Regions from separate parts of the Mus musculus genome. Here region 1 is linked to region 2. A link is a loop called in an ENCODE intact Hi-C map of the cell type or tissue named here. Cell type or tissue: gastrocnemius. All regions are shown on one strand. Each heading gives the region's core, and the rest is flanking DNA. Links, peaks and the distances in the headings are about the cores only. Region 1 overlaps Senp2 (SUMO/sentrin specific peptidase 2). Region 2 overlaps Ehhadh (enoyl-Coenzyme A, hydratase/3-hydroxyacyl Coenzyme A dehydrogenase).

Region 1 (8,338 bases), core at 192-8,191, 250 kb after region 2:
ACCCCAGAACTACCCTACTAGCCCCACCATTACTGTCCTTTAATTTGTTTATAACATTCATGCTGGGTTACTATGCTTTTAAAAAATAGAGCTTTAGTTCTACATGTAAGTAAGCTTTCTGGCCCATTCAGGCTGCTGACTGGTATCTTTTCTCCTCATTATACATATGTTGTTAAAGGTAATAAATCTCCTAATGGAATAAGCGACTATCCAAAGATCAGAGTGACAGTGACCCGCGATCAGCCACGGAGAGTCCTGCCCTCCTTTGGGTAAGTTAGATGGTCCTCTTCTGTAAGTGAAACTCACTGTTGTTAGGTGATTTCACTGCGTTCTGTTACATAATCTGAGGGTACTAGCTGGTAGCATGTGACGAGTTAGACTTGAGCTGGTTTCTTTTCCAGTTATATTACATGTCCACAGTATGACTTGGTTTTGAAAATCATTTTAATATATTTTATTTTTAATAATTGTATGTATATGAGTATTTTGCCTAGATACCAGTGTAGTACTTTTGTAGCTGGTGCCTGAGGAGGCCACAAGAACCTCCAACCCTGGTCCTCTGGAAAAGCAGCCAGTACTTTTAATCACTGAGCTATTTCTGCAACCCCCTGTCTTATGTTTTTTATTTATCTTTGAGAATTTCACACAATGTACTTTGATCATGTTCATCTCCAACTTCTCCTAGGTCCTCCCCCACCTCCCTGCCCACTGAACTTCTTGTCCCCTCTCTCCCTCCATTCCTCTTCCTCTCCTTTTCCCTCTGTCTCTCTCACCCTCTTCATGTCTCTCCTTCTCGTCCCTCATCGAGTCTGGTTTGTGTTGCTAGCTACTCCTGTATGGAACCTGCCTTGATAGATATAATAGATATACCTGGTGTCACTCCACTTAAGAAAACTGACTTTCTCTTTTCTACAAGCGGTCAGATACCAATAACTCCTCAGCTAGGGACTGGACTTTGTCCCTACTGCCATGCTAGGCTTTTGTTTTGCTTTAGCTTACACAGCCTTCGTGCACGCTGTCACAGTCTCATTGTGATTTCATAGGTACATCTGCCTGTTGTATATGGAAAAGAGTGTTTTCTTACCACTCTTATCACCTCCAGTTCTTGCTGTCTTTCTGCACTCCCTTATGTAGATCCCTGAACCTTGAAGGGAAAAGTGTGATATAGACAACCCATTTAGGGCTGAGTATTCCAAAGTCACTTATTCTCTGTACATTGGCCCATTGTGGGTTTCTGTGTTAATAACCACCACCGTGAGAAGCTTGTCTAATGAGAATTGAGAGATGCACTGGTCTATGGTTATACCCATGATTAAGAGTCATTTTATTGCTATGTCCATTTAGCAGAATAGTACTATTGAATTCCCTCCTCCCAACCCAGTGACTTATCTTGCCTTAATAAGGTTCTTGGCCTTATTGACAATGTCCATGTGGGTTTCATCTCATGGAGCAGGCCTTAAATCTAATTAGAATTGGCTGGTTGCTCCCATAAAATGTGTGCCATTGTTGCACCATCGTTACAGCTTGCTGGGCTCATGGCTGGGGAGTTTGGTGAGTGTTTTTCTTCTGGTGGCATACATAGCATCTTCCAGCATGTAAGCCAGCCAATGTGGTCTAAGCTTTCTGTTGAGTACCATTTAGATTTCTCTATGTTCTGTGACTCAAGTATTTGGTGGTTTTCAGGAATAGGGATTACTGTCAAGTTCTGGAGGGTAACCAAAAGCATTGGCAATAGCCTGTAATGTTTAGGGGGTTGGTCTATAGGATTCCATTAGCCACCAACTCAAAAGAGAGGTAGCCCATTCCTGGTACTGGCTATTTTCTTTGGTAATATGAGTCGTCCAATTAGGGAATACACTTTCTTCTCAGCAGCTTTTATAATTTTCTCCAAAATTAACCACATTTTTGAACACAAAGCCAGTCTCAATACAAATGTAGGAAGATTAAAATAACATCCTGCATCCTATGTGACCACAAAAGAATAAAACTAGTCATCAACAACAGTAAAAACAGCAGGAAGTGTCCAGACACATGGAAACTAAACAACACACTATTAAATGACAGTTGGATAAAGGGAGAAGTCAAAAGTGAGATAATGACCATCCTAGAATGAGGTAAAAAGCTCATCTGTATTTCTGTGTATGAGTGTTTTGCCCACAGAGGCCAGAAGCGGGTATTAGAACCCCTGGAATTACACAGATAGTTATTAAACACTTTGTGGGTGCTAGGAACTGAATCCTGGTACTTAGAAAGAATAGCAAGTGTGTTAAATTGAGCAATCTCTCCAGCCTCCTTGAAAACTATTTTTATTTATTTATTTATCCCCCCCCCCTTTTTTTTTTTTTTTGGTTTTTGTGTTTTTTTGACAAAAGGTTTCTCTGTGTAGCCCTGGCTGTTCTGGAACTCATTCTGTAGACCAGGCTGGCCTTGAACTCAGAAATCCGCCTGCCTCTGCTTCCCAAGTGTTGGGATTAAAGGCATGCACCACCACTGCCAGGCGAGAACTATTTTTTAAAAGAATCAACACTCATTTCTTTCAAACTGTGTGTGCATATGAATGCAGAAAAGTACATAAATCTTAAATATAGCCTGATAAATCTTATACACCGAACTGTTAGTTCTATTAAATATTATTTTTCAGTAATTTTCTTTCCTCTTAAATTTTATATGCATTTAGTAAATATATGTGTAAAAGTTCCAGACAGTTTGTGAGAGGCAGTTCTCTGCATCATGCGGGGTCCAGGGATCAAATCCAGGTCATGAGGCATGGGATCGATCTCTTGTGCCCTTTGAGCTCCCTTGTCGGCTGTCCTCTGTGTGGTGTTACATTCTAGGGTTCCTATTGCGTGGCATCTAACTCAATAGTCTTTTGTCTCTTCTATTGCCTTGTTCCTCTTAAAACCCTGTGGTAGAAGCTGGGTGTGGTGGTGCACGCCTTTAGTCCCAGCACTCGGGAGGCAGAGGCAGGTGGATTTCTGAGTTTGAGGCCAGCCTGGTCTACAAAGTGAGTTCCAGGACAGCCGGGGCTACACAGAGAAACCCTGTCTCAAAAAAAAAAAAAAAAAAAAAAAAAAAAAAAAACCATGTGGTGGAGATCTTTAATCCCAGCACTGGGAGGCAGAGGTAGGCAGATCTGAGTTCAAGGCCAGCCTGGTCTACATACTGAGTTCCAAGACAACCAGGGCTATAGAAAGAGACCCTGACTCGAAAAACAAAAACACCCTCCCAAAAAGCTATGTTTTATTTGTTTTTGTTGTTATTGTTTGTGGTTTTGTTTGGTTTTTTTGTTATGTTGTTTAGATTAGCCTATGGTCTCAACCACATAGTTCACACCAGACTGAAATTTATTATGTAAATCAGATTGTCCTGAACTCACTATGTATTCCAAGTTGGCTTTGAACTCTCAATTTTTCTGTTTTCACCTCCTGATATTTTTTTTCTAAAGCTCTCTCATGGTTTTTAAATTGTAAGAATCCTCTCCAATCTGCATGAATTTATTCTATAAGTATCTTGTTCCAATTATAAATGTTCAGTGCCTTTTCATATCTTCAAAGCTGTTTATTATTTTTACATTTTTTTGACCTTCCTTTTTCTGTTCCCCAGCCCCCAGGGCTTTCTCTCAGTCTGTCTACTGCCTTGCTTTATTTTAGTCTTATCCTTTAAGTTAGTGTCTTTATTAAAACATCTGGGCCTGGAAAAATAGTTAAATAAATAAAGTGCTGCTGTACAGGCTAAGTTTGGGTTCCTAGCTCGCAGGTAAAAGCTATAGCACAGCCGTACACTTCCGAAACCCACAGTGCTGGCAGTGGGAGAAACAGGCAAACGTCTGAGCTCATTGGCCAGCCAGTCTAGCTGAATTGATGAGCTCCCAGGCTCTGGGAGACCCTGCCTCAAATATCAGGAGAAGAGCAGCAGCAGACATATGGTAGATAGGCATGTGTGTTAGCCTCTTGCTTTTATATGCACAAGTACACACATGCAAACATGAACACATGCAAATGTAAATCTAGCAATCCTTGGCTAACTACTTATGATTAAAATGGAAATCTGCGTGGCCTTAGGGTTGATCTGGGATTGAGAGCACTTGTTGCTCTTGTAGAGAACCCCGCCTTGTTCAGTTCCCAGCACTCAGATGTAACTTGAGTTCTACAGTTCTGATGCCCTCTTCTGGCCTCTATGGGTACTGCATGCACACCTTGCACAGATGTACATATAGACAAAAGCACTTATACATAAAATAATAAAATACATATTTAAAACATTTTAAAATGAAAGTCTGCTGTGGTAGTATACACCTTTAATTCCAGAACTTGGGAGGCATAGGTTGGTAATGTCAAGTTCAAGGACAACCTGGTCTGTATATAGCCAGTTGGAGTCCAGCTAACGTTATATAGGGAGACCCTGTCTCAAAAAGAAAAGGGGAGTTTGGGGGAAGGGGAGAGGCTGACTGCCTAATTAAAACTGGGGTGCTCTGAATTTGGGTGAAAGATAAATTGTAGAGGTAGGAGGGAAAGTAGTAATTGACACAAGAGTATCTTGTATCAGAGCATGAAGGAGAACTGAAAGATTCGTGAAACTCCAGCCCAACTTGGGGGAAAGCTTGATTGGTATTTAGTGGCCAAATAGGAGACAATTTAAACATCAAAATGAATAAAGCTTGTAACACCAATATCGGGGCATGGGTGTATACTGTGTAAAGGCAGATCTCCATAGGAAATGCTGAGAAAAGAGTGCAGAAGGCATGCGAGACAGTGACTGTCACAGTAATGAGTGCATGGGTGAGCCTTGGTTGAGCTAAAGTGGGGATTTGATAAGGCCTAGAATACTTATATTAGCATTACAATTTCCCCCCCTAAATTGCTTTTAATTATAAAGGAGAGAAAAGTGACTTGTTACAGAGAAATCAACCTGATACTTGAGACTACCTAAATAGATAATTGGTGCCGGCAGTGGCACAGGAGAGCAGCCTCCAAGCATATTGCACTGAGGTGGACATCATCACTCACTCTTATATCTAAACTTACCTGTGAAAGTAGTTTATGAAATGAAAATGCATTCTACAAAACCACAGGCCTGTACTCTATTTTTAAGTTAAAGATGCAACAAAATTCAGTGTGAAATCTGAGTAGCTAGGACTGTAGGCATACTGCACTGTCCCAGCATAGGAATTGCTAGCATGTAGCTGGTATTTCCATGGTGCCCAGCGAGTAAAGGACAAGTATATAATTCAAGAGAGAGGAATATGCTGTGGGGGCTTAATCTGGGGCTGGGGCCGGAACCCTGGCTATGAGGACACCTTTCATATGACAGCTCTAGTAGTCAGAACAGACATTCCATAGTGAAATGCTTGTATGTCTAACATTGCAAATGGTGACTGTTTAGAAATGAGTGGTCTTAAACCAGATCAGCAGAATAGTTGGGTGACTAGCAGCTTGGATCTCAAGTCCATGATCCAGTCTTTCATTTTCTTTTATTCTCCAGTTTTACGCTGAAATCGGAAGGCTATAATAGAAGGCCAAGTGGTCGTCGCCATAGCAAAAGCAATCCAGAGAGTTCCTTAACATGGAAGCCTCAGGAGCAAGGTGTGACAGAGATGATTTCTGAAGAGGGTGGCAAGGGTGTGAGGCGTCCCCACTGCACCGTGGAGGAGGTAAGCCCTTTTAGCCTGGTATCTTTTTTATCTTTATTTTTAATTTTTCTTTTTATTCTCTTATTAAATATTTTTTATTATTTATTAAATATTTTCTTCATTTATATTCCCTTTCCTAGTTTCCCCTCCGAAAAGCCCCTATCCCCTCCCGTCCTCCCCCTGCTCTGCAGCCCACCCACTCCTGCTTCCTGGCCCAGGCATTCCCCTATATTGGGGCATAGAACCTTCATAGGACCTAGGGCCTCTCTTCACATTGATGACAGACTAGGCCATCCTCTGCTGCATATGCAGCTGGAGCCATAAGTCCCACCATGTGTTTTCTTTGATTGGTGGTTTAGTCCCAGGGAACTCCAGTGGTACTGGTTAGTTCATATTGTTGTTCCTTCTATGGGGCTGCAAACCCCTTCAGCTCCTTGGTACTTTCTCTAGCTCCTTTATTGGGGAACCCTGTTAGCCTGAAATCTTAAAGAAATGTTTTTAATGATTTTTTAAGTAATAATTTGTGTTCTATGACATAAAATTCAAAATGTACCAAAAGGGTACAGCAATTAAAAGTGTCCCAGCATCCCTTCCCTGCCTGGCCTCCTCACCTGCTTTGACTCACCGTACCTACGGTTGCTGTGCAGACCGTGCTACTCTAGACGCTGAGTGTCAGATGCCAGGTCCACTGACAAAGAAGGAAGGAATCCTGGAGGAAGAGATTACTTTTTAATTATATGTTTTGAAGACAGGCTCTCTTTACATAACCCTGGCTGTCCTAGAACTTAGTATGTAGACCAGGCTGGCCTTGAACACACAGAAATGTGCCCGCCTCTGCCTCCTGAGTGCTAGGATTACACAGAGCACCACACGCCTTGCCTGGCTGATTTGTGTAAACCTTCATAAGTGTGACTGAGTAAAGGTGGTAAGTGCTGCTCCACGCTTCCCTTCACCTTCCCGAGCGCTTAGTGCGGCGAGGAGACAGGGCTTCATTCTCTCTTGAGATCTTCATTCATTTCTGTCTCTAGCATTCCCCAGTACCATCAGCTATTTTAATTTGACAGTTGGTTTTGTGAGCTATTTGTCCCAGATACTGCACTAGTTTTAAGTAATTTAGTATCTGAATCCCGAATACATTTGGCCCCTGCCTTCATGAGTTTTACATAAATAACTTATAATTCAGCAGAAAGGCCAAGGGAATAGTGGGCCAGAGGCTGAGAGTTTTAAGAAGAGAAACTTTAGTGCTTTAAGAGATCTTCAATGACTGTGTAGGCAGATTGTAGAACAATGGGTAGTCAGTCTTATAAATGTGTTTGCCAATTGAGAATATCACAGAGCATTTAGGGAGAACCTGAGGCCCAAATTGCAGCTCTGGATAAATACGTCACTGACCAAAATGCCCTTTGTGTTTAGGGGGGAGATGCTGACGTCAGTTTTGGATTTTGTTTAAAGTGCCCATGAAACGTGCCAGAAGACCTCTCCTGTAATCTCTGGATATATGCGATGGGAATTTTGAGAAGAAGGCAGTGTTAGAGACACACATTTCTGGATTCTCTACATTTTGATGTCATTTAATTCAAGTGAGCTGAAAAGATGATTCAGGGAAGACTGTAGTGTGAGAGGAGCTCTGGGCATTTATGGCAGGCAGAAGAAAGTAGTCTGCAGTGCAGACTGAGGAGGAGGAGGAGGAGAGCAATCACAAGAGTTTCTTGGTCAGGAAGGACCAGGCGAGGTGAGCTGGATGAGATGCTAAAGGGTGACCATACAGCACAGGACTGAACCCATGCAGAGTAATGTGGCTACAAGGCCACTGGGGATACACACGGGGAGACCACTCCAACTAGAAAGTCAGGAGCCGCAAATTTCTTGCTATAAAGTGGATTATTTCTGCTGATGTTTTCTGTTCAACTCAGTTTTCTTCAGCATAGTTCTGTCAAAGATGCAAATACCTCCACGATCTAACACAGTGGTTCTCACCGTTCCCAATGCTGCAACTCTTTAATACTGTTTCTCATGCTCTGGTGACCCCAACTATAAAATTATTTTCATTGTTGCTACTTCATAACTGTAATTTTGCTTCTGAAATGAATTGTAAATATCTGTGTTCTCTAGTGGTCTTAGGGCGACCCCTGTGAAAGGGTCATTCAACTCCCAAAGGGGTTCTCGACCCACAGATTGAGGACTTTGGGTCTAACAGATAGTGTAAATAGTGAAGCAGAGTGGAAAGCAAGTGGCCGGCCTAAAGGGGAGGGCTCCATGTAGTTGTTCTCTAAAGAGCTCAGGATTTGGTTTTTTTTCTTTTTCTCTTTTGTTTTTTGAGACAGGGTTTCTCTATGTAGCCCCTAGCTGTCTTGGAACTCATTTTGTAGACTAGGCTGGCCTCGAACTCAGAAATCCGCCTGCCTCTGCCTCCCGAGTGCTGGGATTAAAGGCGTGTGCTACCACGCCTGGCAGGATTTGGGATTTTTTTTATTATTATTTATATTATTATTATTATTTATTTATTTATTTATTTATTTATTTATTTATTTATATGAACACACTGTAGCTGTCTTCAGACACACCAGAAGAGGGCATCAGATCCCATTACAGATGGTTGTGAGCCACCATGTGGTTGCTGGGATTTGAACTCAGGGCCTCTGGAAGAGCAGTCAGTGCTCTTAACCACTGAGCCATCTCCCCAGCCCTGGGATTTTTAAAGAAGTATAA
Region 2 (8,338 bases), core at 10-8,009:
CAAATCTTTCAAAAAAAGTTGGGAAAGTCACTCTTCCCAGTTTCAATAATTAAGACAAAAATATAGTATTCAAGGCAGTGAACAGAGAGTACATGCTGAGAGCCGGAAACAAACTCCACTCGTATGGCCTATGTATGGACAGGACTGCCACAGTTGGAAGGTCCCTAGAGCTGACCCGCAGGATGGAAAGAGTTTATAGGCTCCTACAAGAATTAACAAGCGTTAACATGAGTGCCATGTTCAACAAAATAATAGCTTCCCCAAGCAAGTGACATTTGAAGTGTGCTGTGCTTTTCATACAACAGTGCCATTGCACATATGAACCGACAACAGCTCTGGCTGCACACACAAGACCTGCACAACATCTAGCCAGACACAATCTCAGCATAAAGGGGAGGAGGGCAGGACATCCACCTGCAAGCTTTGGGCTATTGGTCAGTGAATGACTGTTGGCATGAGAAGTCAGCTTTCCCTCCTCCCTGGAGGCTTCCCACGTGCCTGTAGATGGCCTTACACCATGCACATGCTAGCAGCACTAAGTGACTTCCATGATTTTGAAAAAGAGAGAGAACACATGAAATAGGAAAAAAAAAAAAATAATGGCGGGGAGGCTAAGGGAGGAACTGAGGGAAAGGGAAAGCGGGGAGCTTGATCCAGACACAATGGACACATGTATGAACTTTTCAATTGATTAAAAGAAACCTGCAGGTTTGGAAATATGCTTACCAAGAACACCAACCGAGGAGACGGGTTGAGCAGATGCTGTTTTCCAAGATGCTCCTGAGGGAGTTGACCACTTATTTGCAGACTTTTCAGCAAAAAAGGCGTACTGCAGGGCTCTAGCCTGCCCCGACCCCCGAAGGTACATAAACAGCTTTGCTTCTTCCTTGATGGCCACTTCATATGGATGCTTCACGGAGGCCTGGACTGAACGGACACAAGTCTCCGGAGCCAGGCGGCCAGGGTACTGCTTCCGTACCTTGGCAATGGCTTCTGCAAAAACACTGTCCATGTTGGGCAAGCTTGGGACTGGCTTGTTTAGGATCCTGCGGGGTTCTATGGGTTTACCTGAAAGGAATTGCTAAAGGTCAGAGTATCGTAAGCATAATAGAAAGAGAACAGAACTGCCCAAAAACAAAACGACAGTGCGGTGCGTGGTTCCCACAACCCAGTCAGACGCTACGCACTACAATATCTAATGAAACACGATATCCAAAGTCTGTAATCTTAGTAACTTCAGACCGTAAAGTAGAAGATCGAAAGTATTATGCTACTAATTCAGACATGAAAGGTGCAGTCTCTTTTTATTCTGAGGCCAAGACAACTTTATAATATATTAAATATTAATCTGTACAAAGAGTACAGTTCTTACTTAATATCATCTATTCAAAATTATTCACATTCTTTCCCTAATAATGACAAAATCTTTAAAATACCATAACAGAGGGAAATGTTATATGGGGCAATGATTGGCAATAAAAAAGAATTGTAAGTTCATTGATAAGGACTTACAGTATAGTAAATTGATTTTTAATACAGGAGAAAAGATAGTCCACATGGCAAAAAGAGTCTTTTTTTTTTCCCCCTTCCCTCCAAAAGGTGGTGGGATAGCTGACTACAAAGGTGGGATAACTGACACACAGGTAGGAGAACCAGACACACAGGTGGGAGAACTGAATACACAGGTGGGAGAACTGATACACAGGTGGGAGAACTGGATACACAGGTGGGAGAACTGATACACAGGTGGGAGAACTGATACACAGGTGGGAGAACTGGATACACAGGTGGGAGAACTGATACACAGGTGGGAGAACTGATACACAGGTACTAAATAAGTAAATGAACTCTGTTCCCTGCCAAGCACCCACCTCAAAACCAGCCATAATTTCACTGAACTCTTAATACTATACATTTTTCTAGGGGGAGGGCCAACAAAGGAACTTGAGCTAGGCACCAGAACCATATGGTTCTATAATCTTCTTAATTCAATGAGATGATTTTAAAATCAGATAAACATGCACTCATGCATGCGCAAGCACGCACACACATACACACACACACACACACACACACACACACACACACACACACACACACACACCCAATTACAGTTACCAAAACTCAGCACCACATAATGGGTTCTAAGAAGATCTACCATCTCAAGAATGAGCCATCATAGCATAAAAGACAAAACAAAACAAAACAAAACAAAAAACCGGAAGGCTGGACCAAAGCAGACTCAGCCAGGCTTGTGACCACTTCTACCCTTGGTTCTGCTCACAAATTTTTACAAAACAAGGGGGTCATACTTCAGACAGACACAAATGTAGTCCTCTCCCACACACCCTTCTGCCAACTGTGCAGGAAGAGATTAGCAGTCTGCCTAAAGAGACTCAATGTGTACCTCACATAAATTGTTTCCTTAGAGACAAAAGACTCAAGACTCCTTTCCTCTTCCTCTGACCCAATGTGCTGCACCCATGTTAGACTCCACAAATGACGGAGAGAACAATTGCCTATCGTCAACTCTAGGAAGGCCACTCACGGCCCGAGGCACCTCAACAGGAGGCCTCCTGTGTGGGTCAGGCCACTCCATACCTTGGAAATATTCACAGACAGACAAAAGGTAGATTACAAGGAGCAAGCAGTAAAATGAAAAGCAAGACCAAGGAAAGCACTAGGAAAAAAAGGAAAAGGAAAAACATCCTTGGCTCCTCTTGTCTGTCTGTCTGTCTCTCTCTCACACATACACACCAACACACCCCCACACACCACTTACCACTCAGGCAGAGCCTCACCACAGAAACACTTGTTCACCACAAGCAAGTTACATACCTCCATCCACTCTTCTCAACAAAGTTTTCAAACCATCACAAAGAATTGCCCCTAGCCAGAACCTTAGGCAACTTGAGTTTTAAGGCAGACGATGGCTCAACGTTGGGGTGCCATCAAGTGGACAAACTGTAATGTTGCTGAGACCAGCATCATTTTGTTTTATAGACTTTGGGGTTTAATGTTTAGAATTAACTTTAAAAACCAAACCAATAAACACCCTGGACCATAGTGTAAGTGTGATAGACCTTGGTTCTAATCCTGTCTGAAGCACTCAACCCTCGAAGCTGAATTCAGGGAAACCAGGGAAGGACAGAACTTCCTATGGGAACCCAGGCTGCTACAAATGGAAATCAATAGTGGCCTGGGGCGCTCTCTGCAAGCAAATTATACAAGTCGGTGCCCACAAGCCAAGCAGCCCTCCCTGGGGCACAGAGACACAGACCAGTGATAGTAGCCTGGGAGGCAGAGCGCCACAGGGAGGCATGGCGCTGCAGGGAGGGTGCTTCCATTGCGGGCAGGACTTGCTGACTCCTAGTTAGAAGGCAGCAGCATTTTCCCATCGATACCTCCTCTTTGTAGTGTGAGTGCCACTGTCACACCAAACCTACAACTAGTTGGACCATAAAAAACAATTTCAAAAACTGGTCCCTGCCAGGGGCATGCCTTGGAGTGGCCCGAGCCTTCCGTGTCACTAAGTGGAGTCCGACAATCTTCATGAGTATTTTCTTTTCTTTTCTTTTTTTTAATTTTTAATATTTTTTATTACGTATTTTCCTCAATTACATTTCCAATGCTATCCCAAAAGTCCCCCATACCCTACCCTCCCCCACTTCCCTACCCACCCATTCCCATTGTTTTGGCCCTGGCGTTACCCTGTATTGGGGCATACAAAGTTTGTATGTCCAGTGGGCCTCTCTTTCCAGTGATGGCCGACTAGGCCATCTTTTGAAACATATGCAGCTAGAATCAAGAGCTCCAGGGTACTGGTTAGTTCATAATGTTGTTCCACCTATAGAGTTGCAGATCCCTTTAGCTCCTTGGGTACTTTCTCTAGCTCCTCCATTGGGGGCCCTGTGATCCATCCAATAGCTGACTGTGAGCATCCACTTCTGTGTTTGCTAGGCCCCGGCATAGTCTCACAAGAGACAGCTATATCTGGGTCCTTTCAGCAAAATCTTGCTAGTGTATGCAATGGTGTTAGCGTTTGGAAGCTGATTATGGGGTGGCGTCTCCCTGCTCAGAGGCTGCAGCCGCCATAAACTTTCCCACAGAGGTTGTCAAGTCATTTGGCTTCTGTTGTGATTTTTCTTGAAAGAAGGCTAGTGAAAACTAAACTCTGGCTTTACACTCAGCTCCTGGTTACGTCCTCAGCAACGGTTTCAATTTTTTCTAGCTTTAAAGGCGCAGCTTGAAGTAAAAAACAAAAACAAAACAAACAAACAAACAAACAAAAAAAAAACTAAACTAAACTAAAACAAAACCCAATAAGCCATCTATCAGTAGGTGGTGCTAAAGGCACACTTGAAGGAATACCGCTGGTCTACAAGCCAGCAGGGCCAGAAGTCACTTGCCCAAGACAGAGGCTGTGCTGTCTCTGAGAGCCCTGCAGAGCCTGACCAGCTACATACTTGTTCCTCTGTTTCAACTTTAATTCTAATTTTCAAGCAGGAAAAAAACCACTCATAGGGTATAAAATCCCCCAAAGCACGGCAGAGTAAAGTATAGAGCATTGCCTTTGAACTTCAGCAAATGTCCAGTTCCACTCCAGAAAGAGTCATTCCCCTGCCTGTGAACGCTTCCGACATACACAGAAGTTATGCATACCCACTCTCAACATATTTACCTTCTCTTCCACCCCCACCCCCTTGTTTCCTTACACCATCCGCAAAACACCACTTAAAATAACATTGTTTTCGTTAGCTGATACAATATACCATGGAGTTTATGCCAGATCAATGCAGTTTAAAGCTTGGCTACATTCTATTAAGTGAATGCCCCATCAGTTGCTTAAGGAGTTCCTTATTAGAATGCATGTTTAGCTTATTCCTAATCTTGCACTATTTTCTATTATTGTTTACCTATAACCGTCTGAGCAAATTTGATGGCTTCTTCAACTGGGTCTGACTTTACAACTACATCCAGAATTCCAAGCTTGAGTGCTTCATCTGTTGAAATATGTCTTCCTGGATCAAAAGGAAATAAAACAAATCAAATAACAGTGCGAGGACCCACTGGGGCATTGCTCTGTCTAGTGGGGAAGGTTGCCATTCCTGGAGATACGAACTGGTAAGTGAAATGCCTAAGGCCAACCTGGCTACTGTACTTGGTGATTTGGTTTTGAGACTGGGTCTCACTATGTAGCTCTGGCTGCCCAGGAACTCCACACATAGACCAGGCTGGTCTCAAACTCAGAGATCCACTTGTCTCTGACTCCTGAGTGCTGGGATTAAGAGGTATGAACCACCAGGCCCAGGCTGAACTATTGTGGTTGAACATCCCTACAGATGTGGCCTTCTTTGAATTAAGCGGTAGCTCTGATTCTTACTGTTAGAGAAACCGCAGGGAACTGTGCGAGGACTCCAGTTTCATCTCTGATAAATGGAGGTAATTATGCTTACCATAGTAATTCTGAGGATTCAGTAAAGGGTGAGTGGTCTCTTTATATCCTTTTAGAGGTGTATAACCCTATGTATCTGTATAGAAGTGTGAGAAATGGTTGGATTTTGGGCTGCAAACCAGGAACTGTACTGATCAAGGAGAGACAGTCCCCAGACACAACGCTAGTGGGCTGAACAGGAGAACCTACATTGATTAGGTTGGCATTCCACCAAGTACAGTGAGAACCACGTAGGAGAAGTCAGACAGAGTTTTATCCCTTTCTGGCTAGTGAGCACCTTGACTCTGACCTAGATTACAGACTGGGCGAGCTTTGCGAGCCTGCTTCCTACGGAGGTTTCGAAGGAAGCAGACACCATTAAACAGCTGCTCCTTCAATGCCCTGGCAGAGAAGTGAAGCCCTAATCCCAGACTTGGTGGAATCAGTGCTCAGCTGAGGGTTCTTTTGCTTCATCAAAACCTTCCAAACCTCCTCATCCGGGGAGAGGGGTGGGGCAGTCGAGTGCTGTCAAGTGTCCTCTGTATAAAGATGCCCTCCTTAGGCAGGGCAAAAAGACCAAGGCATGGAAAATAAAATCTGGGCACTACAAGGAGCTCTGAGATAACAAGATGGGGAATGTGAGCTGCCCATGGAGGGACTGGCTGTTGCACAGAAAGAATATCATGGGTATGTTTTCGGTTAATAATGCCTTGACAACGGCCCAGTTCTGATCTGAACTACTAACAAGTAAACACAAGGAAGTCCTGCATGTTCAACCCAAAGCCGCAGCCAGGTTGAGACTCAGTCTTTCTTGGGCCACACACAGTGTAGACTGGACCTCTGTCTAGCAGGCTGTAAAACGAAAGTGCTGGAAGATGAGCCGTGGGGAGACCCAGAGTGACCAAGAGCACCTCCCACACATTTAACACTGCTATGATTCTTTCCCAATTTCTTCAAGATTTTTTCCAAAGCTTAAAATTTCAATGTCGTCACGGAATGTCTCTGAGCTACCTGAGCTATCATTTTAAAGCCAACCCCCAGCCCAGCCACCAGATCACAACATCGACTCAAGAAGGCAGGCGTGTGACTCCTGTGCCAGCGTCTCCCGATTCACGGGGCCTTTGCTCCACAAGTCAAAACCTGTCCATCTCAGAGTCTCTGCTTCTTTTCTCATGGTGCTAGAATGGTGGCAGCCCATGAGTCGGAGGTGGGCCAAGCTGGTGGCATCCTGTGAAAGCCAGTCAAGTTCCCTTCGCTCTTCTTTGTTTAAGAAGTGGTTTTTCTTCCTGATTTTACTCTGCGGCACTCTTAGCTTCCTGACAAGTTTCTTCAATTTCTTCACTGGTTTAATTCCGTAAACCTTTGGGTGTGCAAACTCAGAACCCACGCATATATTCTATGATTCTATTTCTATTTTGTCTTTTGCTGAGTAACCTGCCTCACGTACACTGAATTTCTGCAGAATGCTAATTCCAAGCATTCTTTGAAGGAATAGAAATCACTTCAAATACTTCTCGTTCTTTAAAATATACCATCATTAAACAATTGGTAACCTGATGTTTGAGTGAATATGAATTCAATATATCTAGTTTCCTTCCATACACCCCATTTAAGAGGACAAAGTTATTTTTAATTCATATAGACTGTTGATTTCTATGCTGGCACATGTAGATATTGTTTTTCTGTCAGTTTTTTTAAATCAGGTCATATAGATATCTAATATTAGTTCTAAAAAATCACCCATTTATAGTCTTAGAAATTAAAGAGCTACTATTTTCATAGGTTTTATCTGTCAATATTTACTGTACTAGAAATTAAGATGGAACCTTAGAATGGCTTCTGATTGAGATAATTTTAAAATGATGAGAAATTTATTAAACGTTTACACAACCTTTTGCTAAAATAACGGAATTTAAACCTTTGCTACGTTAACTGCTCATTCAATAGGACGGCATCTGCAAGTGGGAGCCTCATGGTAACCTTACTTAGAAAACAGCAATATTGAGCTGGAGCCGATGAAAGAGGAACTCTAAGACGGGTCTAAGCACAGTACACAATCTGCATCATCACCCTTTGGTGGGTACTGCTACTGTGCACACGATGAAAGGAAAGATGGCGCACAAGCGCACACTTAGCCACACGTGTTTGTTTGGAATAAATACCTGATTTTATGCCAAGGAACAAACCCAGGTTTCATGCAAGCTGGACAAGCACCCTACAACTAAGCTATACCCACAGCCCCAGACATTAAACTTCCTAAGCCGGGTCTGACTGTTATGGTTCCTATATGAACATGTAGTCTATGGATAAAAAAGATAAACTCCCATAAACCCCAGGTTGATGAGCCGTTTGCTCATGTACACGGGGTCCTCATGGAAATATTTGGGAAGTGCTTAGGAAGGTTATTGAAACAATATTTTACAGATGACAAAATTTGGAGTCAGAGAAGCAAAGTAGCCTCCTTAGAACCCACATGGGTAGTAAGTGACCAAGACAAGATTTTCTAGATTCTAGTCTAGTACTCCACATTGATCCAAATCATAACTGGGGTTTCCACTGACCTGAGGTAATTAAGTCAAGAGCAACAGGAACTCCAACGACCCTGGGTAGAAGCTGCGTTCCTCTTGCACCAGGAAGAATTCCCAGCATCACTTCCGGGAAGCCAACACGAGCCTACAAAACATTAAAGACAGACAGGCCACCATAAAGAGACAGTGCACGTGAGCTCAAGGGATTCTACCCATAAGAAACAGTTGCACTGAATTCAGCAACAGTGTCGAGAGGGCATAGTGTCTGCTGTCTCCTTTTACTCCTGTCTTTTCATACTCCCTTGCTTGGACACATTTTTCCCTTTGACTCCATAATGACATGCCACATATAACAAAGTAGCCTCTACAGCTCTCA

What was found. Hi-C counts contacts between places; a loop is a spot of excess contacts. Peaks named below come from ENCODE experiments on the same cell type or tissue, not always from the same donor. Only the 100,000 strongest peaks of a DNase experiment are listed, where the experiment ranks them.
Region 1: a loop joins it to region 2, with 5 times the contacts of the local background. A loop is called at or near these places in 2 of 42 quality-filtered maps.

The regions. Positions count from the first base shown.
Region 1 is chr16:22,018,159-22,026,496 of GRCm38, forward strand. It overlaps Senp2 (SUMO/sentrin specific peptidase 2), which reads left to right. Exons shown (of 17, transcript NM_029457.3): 5 at 179-269; 6 at 5,482-5,650. Among named protein-coding and RNA genes, the nearest start is that of Senp2, 13 kb to the left of the region's middle. In gastrocnemius, for the core only: a CTCF peak has its summit at 4,167 (motif pointing left); a DNase peak (open chromatin) is centred at 4,162.
Region 2 is chr16:21,765,500-21,773,837 of GRCm38, forward strand. Ehhadh (enoyl-Coenzyme A, hydratase/3-hydroxyacyl Coenzyme A dehydrogenase) reads right to left here. Exons shown (of 7, transcript NM_023737.3): 4 at 7,996-8,107; 5 at 4,917-5,021; 6 at 727-1,068. Among named protein-coding and RNA genes, the nearest start is that of Ehhadh, 18 kb to the right of the region's middle. In gastrocnemius, for the core only: CTCF peaks have their summits at 2,932 (motif pointing left) and 4,347 (motif pointing right); a DNase peak (open chromatin) is centred at 4,393.